3 separate regions of the Homo sapiens genome follow, and regions 1 and 2 are each linked to region 3. A link is an interaction called in ENCODE POLR2A ChIA-PET data of the cell type or tissue named here. Cell type or tissue: B cell. All regions are shown on one strand. Each heading gives the region's core, and the rest is flanking DNA. Links, peaks and the distances in the headings are about the cores only.

Region 1 (5,378 bases), core at 609-4,608, 150 kb after region 3:
GCCACGCTTTTCCTGCAATGCGCAATCATTTTCCACTTTCCATGACAAACAGTGGCTGAGTTTAAAGACCAAAAGCTACCAAATCTCAAAGCAAAATCTCTTAGTCCTCCCCAGCTCAACACAGCCAACTGGTTTACCCTGTAGAAATTAATACAGAGAGTGCCCCAGGGAACAACCCTTTTATGTACAGAGTAGACTTTAACAGCCAAGTAATTAAACCCTGAAAGTAAGGGCTTATAATTAAAATGCGGACAAACCTGAACTGGGGCGGCACAAGGAGGGCTGCTATAATATTTTTACAATTCCTTTTTATACATAATGTATGATCCTTCTGCTCAAGTTTCCTGTATGTTCTTTGCCTGTGAAATAATTTACATTAATAAATAATTTATTACCATAACTCCTAAAGTAATTATGGGTTTCCATCCAATTTTTTTTAGCATATGAATTGTTTTGTTCTGTCCATTGACTTGTATTTACAAGACTTTTCCTAGTAGCCTTTTTAAAATAATTGGTATTGCCTTCGCTTTCTTACATATGATGTGATTTCCAGGTCTCCTCCTCGCCTGAGTGCTGAGGAAAATGGAATGTGTGGTGTCCATTGTCCCTGCAATACAAATGCACTGAATGGCTGCAATTAGCCAAGGGTGGTGAATGGAGACTGCGCTCACTCCACTTGCCCTGTTTCACCAAAAAAGATCAAACTAGTACACGTGTGACCCTGGGTCCCCCACTGCAAGTGGGAGAAGATGTGGAGGGAGCCTTGACTGAGAGTCCACGCGTGGCCCCGCTTCTCCCCACACAGGATGACTCTCAGCCACAGCCCAGGCCCCTCTTTGTACCCACTAGAAATGAGAGCCAGGAGCAAGGGCTGGCTCCCTCACCCAGCCGGCTGACCAGGGGGTGGGCCGCACCACGGAGCTGCCACCTGACCCATGTTTCCTGTGTCGAGAGCACAAGAACCAGTCATATAAATGGCTCTTTCCCAGAGAAGCTTTGTAGAGGAAATTCCATTTCAGCAAAGAAGGTGGACTGGGGATGCTCTGGAAGATGAGAAAGGAAGCCAAGAGTCAAAACAGCCTCCGCTGGCAGGAGCCCTGTGGTGGCGGCTGAGCTGGCACCCTAATAAGGGGCACTGAGCCCTGGTGCAGGGCTGGCTGGGCAGCACTCAGCTCTACCCTATCTGCTTCTCCCACCCACGCTTCACGCTGGCTTTGTTCTCTCTTCCACACTGAGAAGAACAAAACCACTTATCTGTATCAAGTTCCTAAACTGGGGTAGGGGACAAGAGTGGGGAGGGGCCCGGTATCCAGCTTGCAATCACAGGGCGTGAAGTGCTTTTAATTAAAATAAATAAATAAATAAATAAAAAGCATAGGCCAGGCGCGGTGGCTCATGCCTGTAATCCCAGCACTTTGGGAGGCTGAGGCGGGTGGATCACCTGAGGTCAAGAGTTCGAGACCAGCCTGACCAACATGGTGAAACCCCATCTCTACTAAAAATACAAAAATTAGCCGGGCATGGTGGCAGACACCTATAATTCCAGCTACTCGGGAGGCTGAGGCAGAAGAATCGCTTGAACCCAGGAGGCGGAGGTTGCCCTGAGACAAGAATGCGCCACTGCACTCCAGCCTAGGAGACAGAGCGATACTCCATCTCAAAAAAAAAAAAAAAAAAAAAAAAAGGCATTGTTGTGAACACTCAATTTATATTAGTTATGTGTTTTATCTAAGTGGGTGCAGAGGAGGCTGAGCTACTTGAAAGGGTGGCATTTTAAAAAGTGACCAGGGTGCTGTGCTCCTTGCTCTACTGCACTTGCCCAGATTTTCTGCAGAACATTTGTGAAACTTGAACTCATACTGGCTCCCAGCGAGGACCCTGGCATGGGGGCTCAGGAGGAAAAAATCCTGAGTCACAGGGCCAACTGTCCCCAGCTCTCATGGGAGAATTCCACTGATCAGCACCAGAACATGAGTCCTTTATCTTCAGGAGACAGGCTGGGGGTTGGTGATTATGATAATTTGGTGTTTTATCTTCGCACAGCATTGTCCAGCGCTGGAAGGGCCCAAAACCCTCTTGAAAAGTCTAGCCGGCCCCTCAGAGTATTCTCTTCCCCACTGTTGAAAAGCAGGCACGCCGGGCGCGGTGGCTCACGCCTGTAATCCCAGCACTTTGTGAGGCTGAGGCAGGCGGATCACGAGGTCAGGAAATCAAGACCATCCTGGCCAACATGGTGAAACCCCGTCTCTACTAAAAATACAAAAATTAGCTGGGCGTGGTGGCACACGCTTGTAATCCCAGCTACTTAGGAGGCTGAGGCAGGAGAACTGCTTGAACCTGGGAGGCGGACGTTGCCGTGGGCCAAGATCACACCACTGCCCTCCAGCCTGGCGACAGTGAGACTCTGTCTCAAAAAAAAAAAAAAAAGAAAAGCAGGCACACCTCAGATGAAATCTCGCTGCCTGGGTGGAGTGCACTCCCAGTTCATGGAGCACACGGAGGACTGGAGAGGTAACCTGAGCTTCCACTAGACAGAGTGCACGGGGTAAGGCTCCTGACTGCTGACACCCGCTCCGCTCCAGCAAGCGCAGGAAAGGGATAGAGGTGGGAGGGAGGATGTGTGCTAGTGTGTGGCCGTCTCCTTAAATCCTCACAACTTGCAAACTGAGGAAACCTAGCCGGGAAGATGGGGTGGTATCCCCATAGCTCAAGGGCCTCCACATCTCACGGGAGTTGGCCTAAGCAGTGCAGAATTCACTGTTCGTTGATCTTTCTCCTCCACCAGACAGAAAGCTCCCTGAGAGAAGGGGCAGGGTCTGATTCACTCTATCCCTCACCAGGTGCCTGACACACAGCAGGTGCTCAAGTCATATCTATGACAGCAAGCCACTGAAAATGAAAACAAACTGCAGTCAGTGAAACACGTCAGTGATGCACAGCCATGCAGGTCAGGGTTTTCCTGAATTAGGGAGGGGCCGACCAACAGAAAGATGAGACCCATGGAGAGAGAGCAGCAGAGGAGAACAAGGGGACTCCACAGACCTCCCACCAGTACAACGGCTCCCCGCTTCTCCCTCTGCTGCCTGGCAGTGCCCTGGCACTGTCCCACAGAGCAGAAGGAAGACAGGACCCTGCTGAAGAGGAGAAGAGCCTGGGACGGAGGCATTGGGACCCAGCCAGCACTTCCTAAAGAGCCACTCTGTAAACAGGAGTCTGCAGACACAGCGTAGTCCCTCCTGGAAACCATGGCCTCCCCGGTAGAAAGCAGGTTGCTGGGCTCTGCAGCCTCCGATAGACTCTCCTGGGCCATCTGGACTTTTTCCCACACACCTCCCTTCTCCGGGGCCTCTGCCTTGGTCTCTGGGCCTCAAGACCTGGCCCTACAAGGGCGACTCTCTCTGTCATCACAAACCCACCAGACTTCCACCTTATTATAACTTACACAGTGCAAAGACTAGAAATCCTTGAAATAAAGACCAACATCTCCACAACCCAGTTTACTGGTCTGGCCCGGTTGACAGCTAAAGCCTAGGCAGGGTTGAGGGGCTGGGCATGCCGGGGCCTCTCTCTTTCCCAGCATGACGCAGGAAGGAAGCGCAAAGGTGAGGTTGTCCCAGGAAGCAGGCGAGGAGGCAGGCTTCTGAGCTATGTGTCTGGGGCCCTGAGGGTTTGCTGAAAGCTGTAAACCACCGGGGAGGTATTCAATCCTGTGGGGACGGGCCTCCCAAGTATGTCACATGGAAAACCAGGGCCAGCTGATCTCCCTGTCTCCATCTTCTTCAGTGGCAGCATCAAGAGCACCGCCAGGTGTCCCAGAGCCATGGCAGGTGGTTGAGAAGAAAACAGTCTCCCTTCGTCACCCACCTGAGTCCAACTCCGCTTACTGAGGGACCTTGCAGAGGGCCACCTCACTAGACCTCAGTTCTCCCGTATGTGAATGATGCCACTGGCAGAGCCAGCGGGGCCCAGCATGTAAGGAGCCTGGCACAGTGCTCAATCTGACACATCACCTCATCTATGGCAACTGTATCTGAAGAAGAAAAACAAAACACCGCACATGGAGGGAGGACCGAGAAGGAAAGGCAAGGGAGACTCTGAGGTCTGACCAAAGTAACCTTTGAATCTGAAAGCCCACAGTCATCATCATCTATCATCTGAGAGTGGTTTCTGAGTCCACGCAGACGTTACAGAAACTCATCCGGCAAGACGTCCCCAAAGGTGGGCAAGGAGAGCCACAGAGAGACACTGAGAGGTCAAACAATGCCCAATCATCTGAAGCATCAAGTAATCAATGGTCATCTTTTTTACCGCCTATAAAAAACAGTAATTCACACTTGCACAGAAACAGAAGATCAAGGCAATCTTCTCTGGAAGGCATGTCAGCAAAATGAATCAAGAGCCTTAAAAATGTCCCTGCCCTCCAGCCTGTCTATTCCACTCCTGGAAACTATCCTAGCAAATCATCACAAAGGCAGACAAAGAATTAGGCACTTACCTAGCCACTGTTCATCACAACAGCAAATAAAACAGCCTCTTGACCCAACAGCCTAGATGTAGTTACATCACTAAAGACATTCTGATACATTTACCACCCAATGCGGTACTGTAGACCATTAAAATGCATGGAATGAACAATTTTAATGCTGTGGGAAGATGATGGTAACTACTCCAAGTGAAAAAAGCAAACAAATATAGTTTTACATAATTATATGTTCATCGTGGAATGGGCTATATAAAAAATGCTAAGAACATAAACATACACAAAAATATCAACAGTAACTCTCCCTGGGCATTGGGGCTACGAGAGATTTTTATTGCATACTTTACACTATTGTGCATTTTCTGAATGAAAAAAATCAACATGAATTACTTTAATCATCAGACAGAAATTCTCAATGTTGGAGTTGTAAACCACACACCAGTGCCTGTCCCTTCACTCAGGCACCGTAGGGGACCAAAATAGTTAAAACACACAGAAGAGTCCCGGGGCTGCTCTTTTTGAACTTGTGTCCAGAAAGTGCTTTGAGTGTCTCACCTGGAGGACTCAGACCCTGGCTGGAAGGACTAGGAGGACAGCTTCCAGGATGGCCTTGAGTACTTACCCATAATTCCACAAGAGAAAAGTGTAGGTCCTTGACTCATCTTCTTTGGCGTGTGCTGAAAACAACCAGAAAAGCTATTCACTCTTCAAATCATAGGAAGCATGTTTGCACTGACTCTACTGATCCCTTCTAAAGTCACAATAAAAGGGTGACTGTCCTTTGCCAATGTCAGATCAGGGAAAGGAGGAAAAGGTATTCAAAGAGAAAACATCTGCACAAAATTAGGCCCAGATTTTTTGTCCCAAGTCTCTAGTGAGTTATGGAGTCCATCGAGTT
Region 2 (5,378 bases), core at 609-4,608, 140 kb after region 3:
CTAACACAACAGTTGCTGCCTGTTCTGAGGCCTGCTCAGGGAGGTTCGGGGACTCAGTGTGTGGGCAGCCGCAATCAATCAAACCTCTGTTTCGACATCCCGACCCCTCCCCACAAACATCTTGCTTCTGTTTGAAGCACTGTTGAGAAGTACAATTTGTTGCTCTTTCAAGCTGACCAGCTTGGAGTTAAAAATACAGCAGGGACTATGACACCTAGGGGGACTGCATTCAATGGGTGAACTTTTTAATTGTTGCTTTTTTCTGAAATCTTTGCTCACACACACGTGATCCATGTCTAAATGGCCGCGTATGGCTCAAGTCTTGCTGGGAGCCAACCAATGCTGGGTGGTCAAACCAGGTCTCAAAAAAGCAGTAAGGAAAATGTCAGCAAAAGTCCTGCTAATAAACAACTCACACCCTCAGGCTGGGCCCTGCCTTCAATGGCAGACATTGTCATTGTGCAAAAGGAAGGCTGCAGCCTCACAGAGAACACCAGCCAGGAGGGCCAAAAACACCACGTAAGGAGGAAAGCTGTGCAGGAGGCCCACGGGGCCGGGCTTGCGCAGGGATCGCAGCATAGCCAGTCCTCTGAGCTGCCTTTGGACAACCTGCTCTGTGGAACCAAGTGGTTGTAATTACAAGTACAGGGAGGGCGGCCACTGCTGGACTAGGTCCTTGCGTCATTTCCCCCATTAGGGCTTTCCTCGCTACAGTCAGCCTCCCCGACTCAGGATCCAGATGGCCGGCTCACCTGCAGCCTCATTCAGCATCTCTGCCTGCTCTCTTGGCACTGGGGTTTTCAGAAGACATGAGCAAAGACAATCTGAAAGCAATATCTACACCCCACCCTGTGTGTCTCATCCCCGACAGACAAGAGCCCCCACTGCCATTAACTGGACAGCTGTGCCCCAGGGACGTGGCTAGGAAGGGGCAGGGTGGCCAGCAGGCCCCCAGGATATTTCCACCCTAGTTTCAAGGGCAACAGACAGGAGAATGCTCACACACGGCGAACTCCCTCTGACAAGGGGGGGTGAATCCAATTGTCACCATTTCATAACCCTGGGCTCTGAACACCGAGTTGACTACAGGCTGAGCTGAGCTGCAGGGCAGGCCTCCTTCCCATTTACAAAAGAAAAGCAAAGAGGCAAGAAGATGAACAAACAAGACAAAGAAAGTGGCGTGAACAGAAAAGGGAGGATGGAAACACAGGGAAAACACTGGACAAACAAAGAAAAACAGGCATTCTTACAGCAGACTGAGGGCACCTCCCAGGAATGTCCACCCTCTGCTCCTACTTCTGCCTCTGGAGACACCCAGAAACAGCCCACACCCTCCCTCCAAGTCCTGCGACTGTGACGATGATCATAAGTATCTGTCAGCACCCGGCCTGTGCCAGCCAATGCACTGGGGGGAGTGTGTGTACATACAGATACAGATACACACACACGCATATCAACAGATGTGGACACATACACATATATAAACACACACCCATATGGATAGTGCATTATCCACACATGTTGTTTCCCTTGCTCCTCCCACAGTCCTGTGGCGGTGGTGGCATCTGCTGCACAGACATGTCAGGCAATTTGCCTAGGGCTTCCAGTCTCTGGCCCCACCTCTGGAGGCCTTCTGGTTTGTCAATGTCACCTTCTAAATGCAGATCCAAAAGTGAACACCATGCCCAGAAAAACTCTGATGGGCACAGGGACCAAGAGATCTTCAGTTTCCTCAAGAGAGACTGGAATGGACAAGCTCTGAGGTCACATCTCCTGATATCCTCTGCTTCTAGCAGAGTCTACACCCCAGGGCACTTGCTCCTGCTGAACTCAACTGTGGATACAGATGAGGGCAGGGCCTTGGACCTCAGAGCTTCCTGCCCTCTTACTCTCTCGGGTTCTCTCCCTGGACCCTTTCCTGCTGGCGGATTGGAGGGGCTCCAGCTAACCACAGTCTATCTGGCCACACCGAATGATGGCCAGAGGGAAGCCCCCGTGTGCTCACACACACCCTCAAGATCTGCTCTAGGCCCCAGTCGGGACCTCTAGGGGAGCTGCAGCTTTTCAGAATGGCCAGCTGCTCCAAAGGTCTAACTGAAAAGGCCCTCTGCAGCTTTAACCCGAGGCTCTCACACACCTGGCCTCAGAACCCACACACGAAGGGCGCCTTTACAAGAATGCACAAGTGGAGCTCTCACCCCCAAAGGCGAATGTGTAAACCAAGATCAAAAGGCCCACGAAAGAGAAGCCAGAGCCCAGCGGAAGGAAGCGTGGGCCACACCTGGGTACCAGCCTACCCTTCCAAAGATACAGAAAGCCCAACTCCAAGCCTTGCTTCCATGGGCATGCAGAGCAGACCCCAACCCCTTCTCAGTGGTCCCAAATGTTGAGTGAAGCCACAGCACGCAGAGGCTGGGGTCTGTGGCCAGTGGTCTCACCTCACTGGCCATCTGGCAACACGTTAGTCCTTGTACACCAGCAACATGCCCAGCTCATCAGGTTCCCACGCACAAGGCCGTGCACTCGCCAGGGCTCTTGATAAATACACAGGGATACCCTAGGCCTCGTTCTCAGGGCCCCACAGAAAAGCAAGGTCCACCTCCCCAGGCTAGAAATCATCTGATGGCAGAGCCAAAGCAGGCAGAGCCCCATGGAGAGAGGGCTGACCAGGGTCTAGACTCTTGGTGGGGGCATGGCTCAGCGTCCACGGGCCCAGCCTCAGGGCTCTGGCCATAGGCCTTGGGCACACACACTTTCCAGAGGCCCCTCTCTACTTTCCCTGTGCCCGAGACCCACTGCCAAGCAGGCGGCCAAGGACAGACAGGCTGAACCAGAGCAGCCTCCTCAGGCTCCGCACACCTTCCCAGATCTGGGAGGCCTGCCTGGGGCTGATGAAGCCATCTATACAACTGGGCGCAGCCCCACTGAGCAATGTATTTTTAAATAGTTTCTAACCAAACGAGGTCAAGAAATGTCTCCAATGATGCCAGTGGTGTTATTCCAACTGTGGCTAGTAAAATATAATAACATGCATGTTGTTTTTGTTACCTATCTAGCTGATTAGGTAATAAAATATGCTCAGTATTAAAAATTTAGCTGAAGCCATTATCATACCCAGAACTCGGGGCTCTTGGTTTTCCTCAGAAGTCACCCAAATCTGTCACCTTTCCAGACTTTTAACCTATTTAAATTTTTCTGGAGAAGGGAAATTCCTCTTGGTGTCCAATAAATGTGTTCAATCCCTGTCCAGCTAGTAAAGTCAAAAACGTTCCACTACACAGCAAAAAGATTGGCACACGCCTAGAGCCACAATGGAAGAAATGGAAACTAGCTGAGAAGAGGCAAGAGCTCTGCCCCACACCCCTTCAGGCTCTCCCCCAAGCGGATCCCACTGACACAGGGGAGGCACAAGCATACCACCATCTTGCCCTCCCATAATGCCCCAGCCAGTGCCCAGGCTCTTGAACAAAGGTGGCCAGAAAGTTTGGACTCTGGGGCCAGGTATGCTTTAGACTTAAGACACCTGCACCTCTTCTTTTCTGGGTAGACCTCTATGTTGGGAGTAGGAACTAAAGGAGAGAAGAGCAAAACCCCATGAAGAGAAACTGCATGTTCTTTGTAAAAGGAAAGAAGACCCAACTGAGAGAACAACACTGGGCTTGGAAGGAAGTCAGCTATGCCCACCTGAAACGCAGCGAGCGTGATAAGCCTGCCTGCCGTGGATCTGGCCATAATGCTGAGTGACCAAGGCCATCCCCTCCAACCAACCCCTCTGAAACCATCTTCGTCAACAAGAAGATCTTTACCCCTTGAAACCCAGCGAGACCAATGTTTATATAAATAAGTCCAGAAAAGATGATGGTCAGACCGTGGCATTAAGCAACCGATGGCCTCCTGGATGAACACAGAACCAACAGTGTTGTGTCCCATCACATCCGCCCATCCTTGAGTCAGAGGTCACAAGGGCCAGCACCACTTCCTCATCCCCAGCCAGAACCAGATGCAGCCAACTCTCGGGCTCAGAGACGCTCCTGATGACAGAGTATTAACTCCAAGTTCATCTCATTCAAATCAATATCCAAGATCAGTGTTAGCACAAGGCAGAGCTCCAAGACAAAGAGGATAAAGTCCAAGTGACAGGGGCGTGTGGCCAGATACTTCTTCTACAGTGAAGGGCAAGGATGATTGCAGAGGCAGCTCAGAGGATATTGATCACAACATCCTGATGGCCTCATGTTTCAACAGTATAATCAAAGGAATAAGTCCCCCCAATCGCTAGCTCTTGGAAACCATTACCCACAACCCTGATCTCAGGATCAGCATAATCCAAGGGACACTGAACCCCAGTGTGTGTGTATATCTCTTGCAGCAGCTGCAGGGGTGGCTTCCTGGGAGAGACGGCTCCAGTGAAGGGCCGGAGGGGATTACCAGTGTTTGGTCCAGTGAGTCTGCCCACCAACACCCCGCCTCTCACCATCCACCTGCCCTTGTACCCCTAGCACTGAGCTCACAGTGAAAGGGAATATTTGCTTGTAAATAGAAATAAACGCTTTTTAAAAACCAACTGGAAATAATCTTTCTTTGAATAGGATTTAAAAAAACAAGGAAATTAACCCACTCCTGGGTATTTCTGAAACTGGCAATCTATGCTTGTCTAGGACGGCCCAGAACCAGCAGAGGCTCCAGTGAGCACCAAGGTGACTCCAGGCTGCTGGGGCTCTTACCTGTGCCATCTTGGCAAGGTCTAGAGAAGGCCTCTGCTCTTGCACTTCTTCAGGGCGCCGCCTTTTAACACCGACCTTCTTGTCGTTAAGGACACACGGCTGGGAGCGGCTGCGGGAAAGGCCGCTGGAGCGTCTCGCCAGCTCTGGTGTTGAGGCAGGTGTGCTGTTGGCTGAGGGAGGACAGTATTCCACAAAGGAAAACTGCTCATGTGAGCAAGAGAGGGACCGCTGCAGGTCCAGCCGGCCTCCTCCCACGGGGTGCAGGTCAGGGCTCCAGGTGTCACCTGCCTGTCCACACGGGGCTGAGCCTGGCACCCCTTGGCAGGGCTGCCCTCCAAATCGGTGGTGGAGTCCTGCCTGGTCGCAGGGTGAGGAGAGCACGTTGGCCCGGGAAGGGAGGCTGAAGCTGGAACTCCTCTGCATGGTGCTGAAGCCGTTGGAATAGCGCTGGACGCTGCCCCCGCTGTAGCAGCGTCTCTTTTCCACGGGAGTCCAGACTTTGGAGCCCAAGGGCCTCCATGATGTCCGGCAACTGGACATCTCATCGGAGAAGGACAGTGAGCGGCACTGGCGCTTGCTAGGGGGTGCTGAGGGGTTCCCGTTGTGGTCGCTGATGCTGAGGTCTTTGATCAGACTGGTCACAGCGCAGGCGGT
Region 3 (5,378 bases), core at 852-4,851:
GCGGGGAGGCTGGCCCCATCGAAGGCTGGTGGGACTGGTGGAGACTCCTGTCCACTGCTCAGCACTAGGCCTGCAGCAGACACCATGAGCCCCAAACTTCCCAAAGCCCTTCCCCAGTCCCACAAGATGGTGTCTGCGGACCGTGCTCGTGAGAGATGGCAGCCAGGCAGTCCCCACAGGGCACCCATTTTCAGCTGCCCCCGCTTCTCAGACAAGGAAACTGAGGCCAGAAAGCCAGGTGGCCCAGGAGCTGGCTTCCCCATTTCCTGCTCCTGTGGGCCCCACTGCAGTGCCCATGGGCCGGGCTGATATTACCCGAGACTTCGGAGCTCTCACGGGTGCGAGTAATTTAGGCTGCATGGACACAAGCTGCTGGCTTGAGTCGCCCCGTTATGAATGTGTGTGGGTCTGTGCCCCTTTCATGTGCTGCCACAGGGCCCACGAGTGTGCTGAAAGGGAAGGACACGGCCAAGGGGCCATGGTGGACAGGAGACCTTCTTGGGGGTTCGGTGGTGTCCTTGACCCCACTCTGACTGAGCACTGCCCCAAGGCACTGCCATTCCAGGCCCCCTTCCCTGAGCCTCCCACCCCAGGCCCACCCACCTGCTGGGTCCTCCCACCTGCGGGGCCCGCCATGCGGGGTCACCATGCGAGTCTCACCATGCAGGGTCACCACACGAGTCTCACCATGCAGGGTCACCACGCGAGTCTCACCATGCAGGGTCACCATGCGGGGTCACCATGTGGGGTCACCATGCGGGGCTCACCATGTGGGGCTTCAGGAGCTTGCTGAGCACCCTCCCCACCCACGGTCACTCTCCCTGGGGTCTGTAAGCCTCCCTGGGCCTGAGCAGCTCCCAGCCTTGCTGCTGCCTTTCCACTTCCTGGCAGTGAGGTCTCCTGGGTGCCTTCTCTCAGCCCTTTGGGATGTTTTTTGTGAGGAAGGGAGGCTTTGATGCTGTGGAGCATCTGTAGTGCCCACTCCAGTGGCTTCACAGGAGCAGCAGGCTGTTTGTTCTGAGCTGTTCCACCTTGTGCCTGCCAGAGGGGAGATAGTGGACAGGCCTCCCTCCCCCCAAGTGGTGGGGTGGACCCCCTGCCCGCTGTGGCCCCATACCTGGGGGCCACACACCACTGCCCTGGGCCGTGCAGCTGCTATGAAGAGTGTGCTGCTGAGACCCTGGAAGAGACGGAGGATGAAATTGTGTTGCCAGATAGTCCATTTGTTGTTCTGAGACTCGCATGCCTGGGAGAATCCTGGGAATTAACTAGCTCCTTCTCTCCCATCCCATTTTACAGAAAAGTGAGACCCAAGGTGGTTTCTGACTTGCCCAGAGGTCATAACTGCTTGGACAGTCATGGTCCTCAGAGCCCACGTTTGCTGACCAGTGCAGGCTCTCACAGCCACTCAGCTCCTGCAGCCGTGGCGTGGCAGAGGAGGGAAGCACTTCCTGGGATTTATGCTGCCTCCCTGACATTTCAAGGCCCTTCATTTCTCTAAATATTGGAGGAGTTGAATTATTTTTAGTTGAGCCTCAAGGGATCAGAGAATAAGCTTGCAGCAACGTTGGCAGATGGGCTTCTTCTAGCAGAGAGTGGTTATTCGGGGCCTCTTATTGAGAGAATCGGGTGATTTGAGGAAATCTGGGGTGTCCTGAGGCATACCAGAGGACCCCCAAGTTTTTCCTGTGGCTCGTCTGCCATCAGGAAACCAAAATGACTCCCCTCGTCCTGAGCTCTCCAGGGTGTGGACCTGGAATGCTTAAGGGGAGGCAATGGCATATCTTTAAGATGAGCACAGCTCCGGAGCCACTCGAGCACCCAAGGCCACGTCCTGCTCAGGGCACTTCGGGCCTCAGTTTCCTTATCTTTAAAATGGACAGAGTTGGCCGGGTGAGGTGGCCCTGCCTGTAATCCCAGCACTTTGGGAGGCCAAGGCTGGCAGATTGCTTGAGCCCAGGAGTTTGAAGCCAGCCTGGGCAACATGGCGAAACCCCATCTCTACTACAAGTACAAAAATTTGGCCGGGCATGGTGGCTCATGCTTGTAATCCCAGCACTTTGGGAGGCCAAGGAGAGCGGATCACTTGAGGCCAGAAGCTCGAGACCGCCTCTACTAAAAATACAAAAATTAGCCAGGCGTGGTGGCTCACGCCTGTAATCTCAGCTACTCGGGTGGCTGAGGCAGGAGAATCACTTGAACCTGGGAAGTAGAGGTTGCAGTGAGCTGAGATCGTGCCACTGCACTCTAGCCTGGGCGACAGAGCAAAACCCTGTCTCAAAAAAAAAAAAAAAAATTAGTCAGGCATGGTGGCACACACCTGTAGTCCCAGCTACTCAGGAGGCTGAGGTGGGAGGATTGTTTGAGCCCAGAAGGTTGAGGCTGCATTGAGCTGAGATTGCACCACTGCACTCCAGCCTGGGCGACAGAGCGAGACCCTGTCTCAAAAAAATAAAATAGACATAATAAGAGTACCTACCACCTACGGCTGGGGAGACCAGAATGAGATATCCTGCCAAAAGCACTCACCGCACTTCCTGGCACACAGCAAGGGTTCAGCAGTTACCCGCTTCTGCTCATTTTCTTGGTGTTCTCATCAGTATGATTATTTAGGGAAACTTGGGTCCCCAGATAACCGTGGGGAGGGGAGGGTTTACCTGCAGGTGCCCTGGCCCAGCCGTTCATGCAGCGCCGTGCTGTTTCTGTGTCTGTGCGCTTCGGTGGAGATGCTGTGGGTGGGTGGGCAGGTGTGCCTTGTGCTGTGGCCTCCCGAGACAAGGAGGGCTCCCACCTAAGCAGGGTCCTGCAGCCCAGGCACATAGCCCTGCCCTGGCCCTCCAGGTCCACACGGCTGTGGGTTCCCACCAGGGGGCGGCAGGGACTTGCGGCCGGGGACCCAGCCTGGTTTCTCCCGCTTTGCTTCGTGGCCAGGCTAGGGCCAGGGGGGCTGCGCAGGATGGGGCCTTTTCACCACTGCCTGGAGCCGCTCGCCCACCAACCCCACTGACGGCTCTCAGTTTCCCTTTCCCCGAGCGCCCTTCACCCTGAGGCACAGCACAGCCTCGTGCTCCTGGCCCCACTGGCCTGCTCCCTTAAGCTGAGTTTTGCCTTTGCAGTTTGAGTGACATTTTTGCTGGGGATCCGGGGCTGCTCGGGGTGGCCTCGCACACCCCTGCACTTTGGCTGCCTGGAACGTGGCTTGGGGTTCACGGTGCTCCATGGTTTGACTCACAGGCAGGGTTCCAGCAGCAGCAGAGAGAAAGAGCATCTTCTCCAGCCGGCCCTACAGAGGCCCCGGGACCCCAAAGGCTGCACTGAGGTGGCCACCAAAACCAGGGGGCAGAGTCCTCCTAAGTTCTGGCCCTAGATCTAGGCTCCAGATCTCCCGGGAGTTGGATCCAGAGGAACCTGGGCTCACTTCTTTAGCAGGTTCTGGACACACGATGCCTTTAGGGGCTCAAGAAAATGTTTAATTTATTTTAAAATTAGAAGGAAAATATCTCTGGAACATTTAGGGCCAAAGAAAATGTTTTAATGTTTTTTCTCACTTTAGAAATAATAATTCAAAAATCCATTAAATTATTTAACAGCTTTTTTAATGGAGGAAGGGGCCCCCCAAATCACAAAGTGGCCCTGGGCCCTGGGATGGCCGGAGGAGAGCCTGCCATACCCACGCAGTGTGCCTGAGTCCTGGAGTGCGATGTATTCTGAGCCACCCAGAATGGTGAGTCACCAAGAGGCAGCTTGGAGGTGGGCCGCTGCCCCTGCACACTGTGCTTGGGGGACACAGCCGACACGACCAGCCTGCAGTACCAGGATAGACAATTTGGGCTGGAGCCAAACTTGATCAGAGGGAGGCTGACTTTATCGAGGGCTGCTTTGTGGCGGGCGTTCATTGTGGAAAGAGCCCAGGAAGGAGCTCTCTGCCTTGCAAGAACATTGCCTGTGGCTCAAAATGGCCACATGGGATGCAGTTCCTGAGGTGGCAGAAGAGCCAGCCTCTGCTAGCCCCAGACCTAACGGAGTTGCGGCTCATGGCCACCCTGAGGAATTCCACCTGGGCGTTTGGTGTCCCTAGCATATCTCGAATGGCAGGCTGAGGCTCGAAAGTCTCATGCCTGTCTGCAGGACCCCCGCGTGAGCCTGGGACCACCCGTGGGGACAGTGTGTGTCTAGGCAAATGCCTTGGGCACTCGAGGGGGCACTGAGGCCCTGGAGGGCTTCTGTGGGTGGGAGTTCCCATGACGTCATCCCTCAGTACAAGCTACGAGGGCTTCTTAGAACACGCTGGACACTGGGGAGGGCTCTAATGGTATTTGCACAAATTTGCAATGTTGGAGACCAGAGTGGAGTGGGCTGGGCGGGCCAGGCCCCGGCCCAGATGGGGTGACCTTTCCTTCACCCCTACTTCCCCACTGCAAGGGTGCTGCCTCCCCAGCTCCTACCTGGGGAGATGCTGACATCTGGTCATTCGCAGAGTGCCCTGTGCCCACATGCTGTCCCTGTCCAGACATGAAACGGACAGCAGGAGGGGGCTTTGAGGGGTCTCTCCTGAGACACCTCTCCAGCTGAGGCTCCTGGAGTTGGAAGCCCCTGCAGACTCGGTGGCTGCCTCACCAAAGGCTCCATCTGCATTTGCCCCCATGACCTTCCCACTGTGCCTGGGACCGCAGTTAGAGCTGACCAGCACCTGGGGCAGTCTGGGGTCTGGGGCTGGCGTTCGGGCCAGCATGGAACACAGATGCCTTCAGTGGCTCTGGTGGGCACGGGGCTTGCACAGATCGGACTGTGACCCCAGGCTGTGGGACTCAGCCACCAAGCGCCTTCACTTATTTACTGACCTTGAAGTTATCCAGCACTTATGTGTTTACAGATACCTGCACAACAGCCAGAGAGGTACGAATACATCTCCACCTACAGGTGAGGGCACAGAGAGGTTAGGACCCACCTGAGGGGATGCAGCCAGCAGGTGGGACTTGGGCCCTGGCAGTCTGTTTCCAGCCTGTGTGCTCAGGTCCAGGGTCTCCCTGGGACTGGAGAGGGCGCTGGGGGAATGGAGCCGCCTCCTGCATCAGAGCTTCTCCTGCTCCAGTTCAGCCTGCAGCTCTCCTGCATCCCCAGGTGGGGACCAGAGAGAGGGGCAGGCTGGTACCAGCCTGGGGGAGGGGGCAGTTACCAGAAGACCTTGGTCCCCATCCCAGCCCTGTGCACCCTGGGGCCCAGCCAGGCTGGAGGCCCATTTTTCCCAGAAGCCCACCTCTCTGCCTCCTTCCAGGGGCTCACCCCGCCCTGCTGCCTCTTCTTGATCGCCTCCTTGCCCCTACTCTCCCCTCTGCCCTCTCGCCTCCCCTCACGTTCATGGGGTTTTGTGGACGCGC

The links. ChIA-PET counts read pairs that join two places held together with the same protein. Peaks named below come from ENCODE experiments on the same cell type or tissue, not always from the same donor. Only the 100,000 strongest peaks of a DNase experiment are listed, where the experiment ranks them.
Region 1: POLR2A ChIA-PET joins it to region 3 with 5 read pairs; 6 of 35 experiments call an interaction of 5 or more read pairs at or near these places.
Region 2: POLR2A ChIA-PET joins it to region 3 with 6 read pairs; 3 of 35 experiments call an interaction of 5 or more read pairs at or near these places.

Annotation. Positions count from the first base shown.
Region 1 is chr10:124,691,056-124,696,433 of GRCh38, forward strand. FAM53B (family with sequence similarity 53 member B) reads right to left here. Exons shown (of 5, transcript NM_014661.4): 3 at 5,103-5,157. Among named protein-coding and RNA genes, the nearest start is that of FAM53B-AS1, 10 kb to the right of the region's middle. RefSeq lists a silencer at 1,880-2,071. In B cell, for the core only: no CTCF peak of the experiment used is centred there; a DNase peak (open chromatin) is centred at 2,906; H3K27ac peaks cover 3,476 bases.
Region 2 is chr10:124,676,883-124,682,260 of GRCh38, forward strand. FAM53B (family with sequence similarity 53 member B) reads right to left here. Exons shown (of 5, transcript NM_014661.4): 4 at 4,725-5,378. Among named protein-coding and RNA genes, the nearest start is that of FAM53B-AS1, 24 kb to the right of the region's middle. In B cell, for the core only: no CTCF peak of the experiment used is centred there; no DNase peak of the experiment used is centred there; H3K27ac peaks cover 3,236 bases.
Region 3 is chr10:124,537,457-124,542,834 of GRCh38, forward strand. All of the region lies in intron 6 of LHPP (phospholysine phosphohistidine inorganic pyrophosphate phosphatase), which reads left to right. Among named protein-coding and RNA genes, the nearest start is that of LHPP, 78 kb to the left of the region's middle. RefSeq lists an enhancer at 2,381-2,881. In B cell, for the core only: CTCF peaks have their summits at 2,867 (motif pointing right) and 3,068; DNase peaks (open chromatin) are centred at 1,832, 2,049 and 2,695; H3K27ac peaks cover 3,854 bases.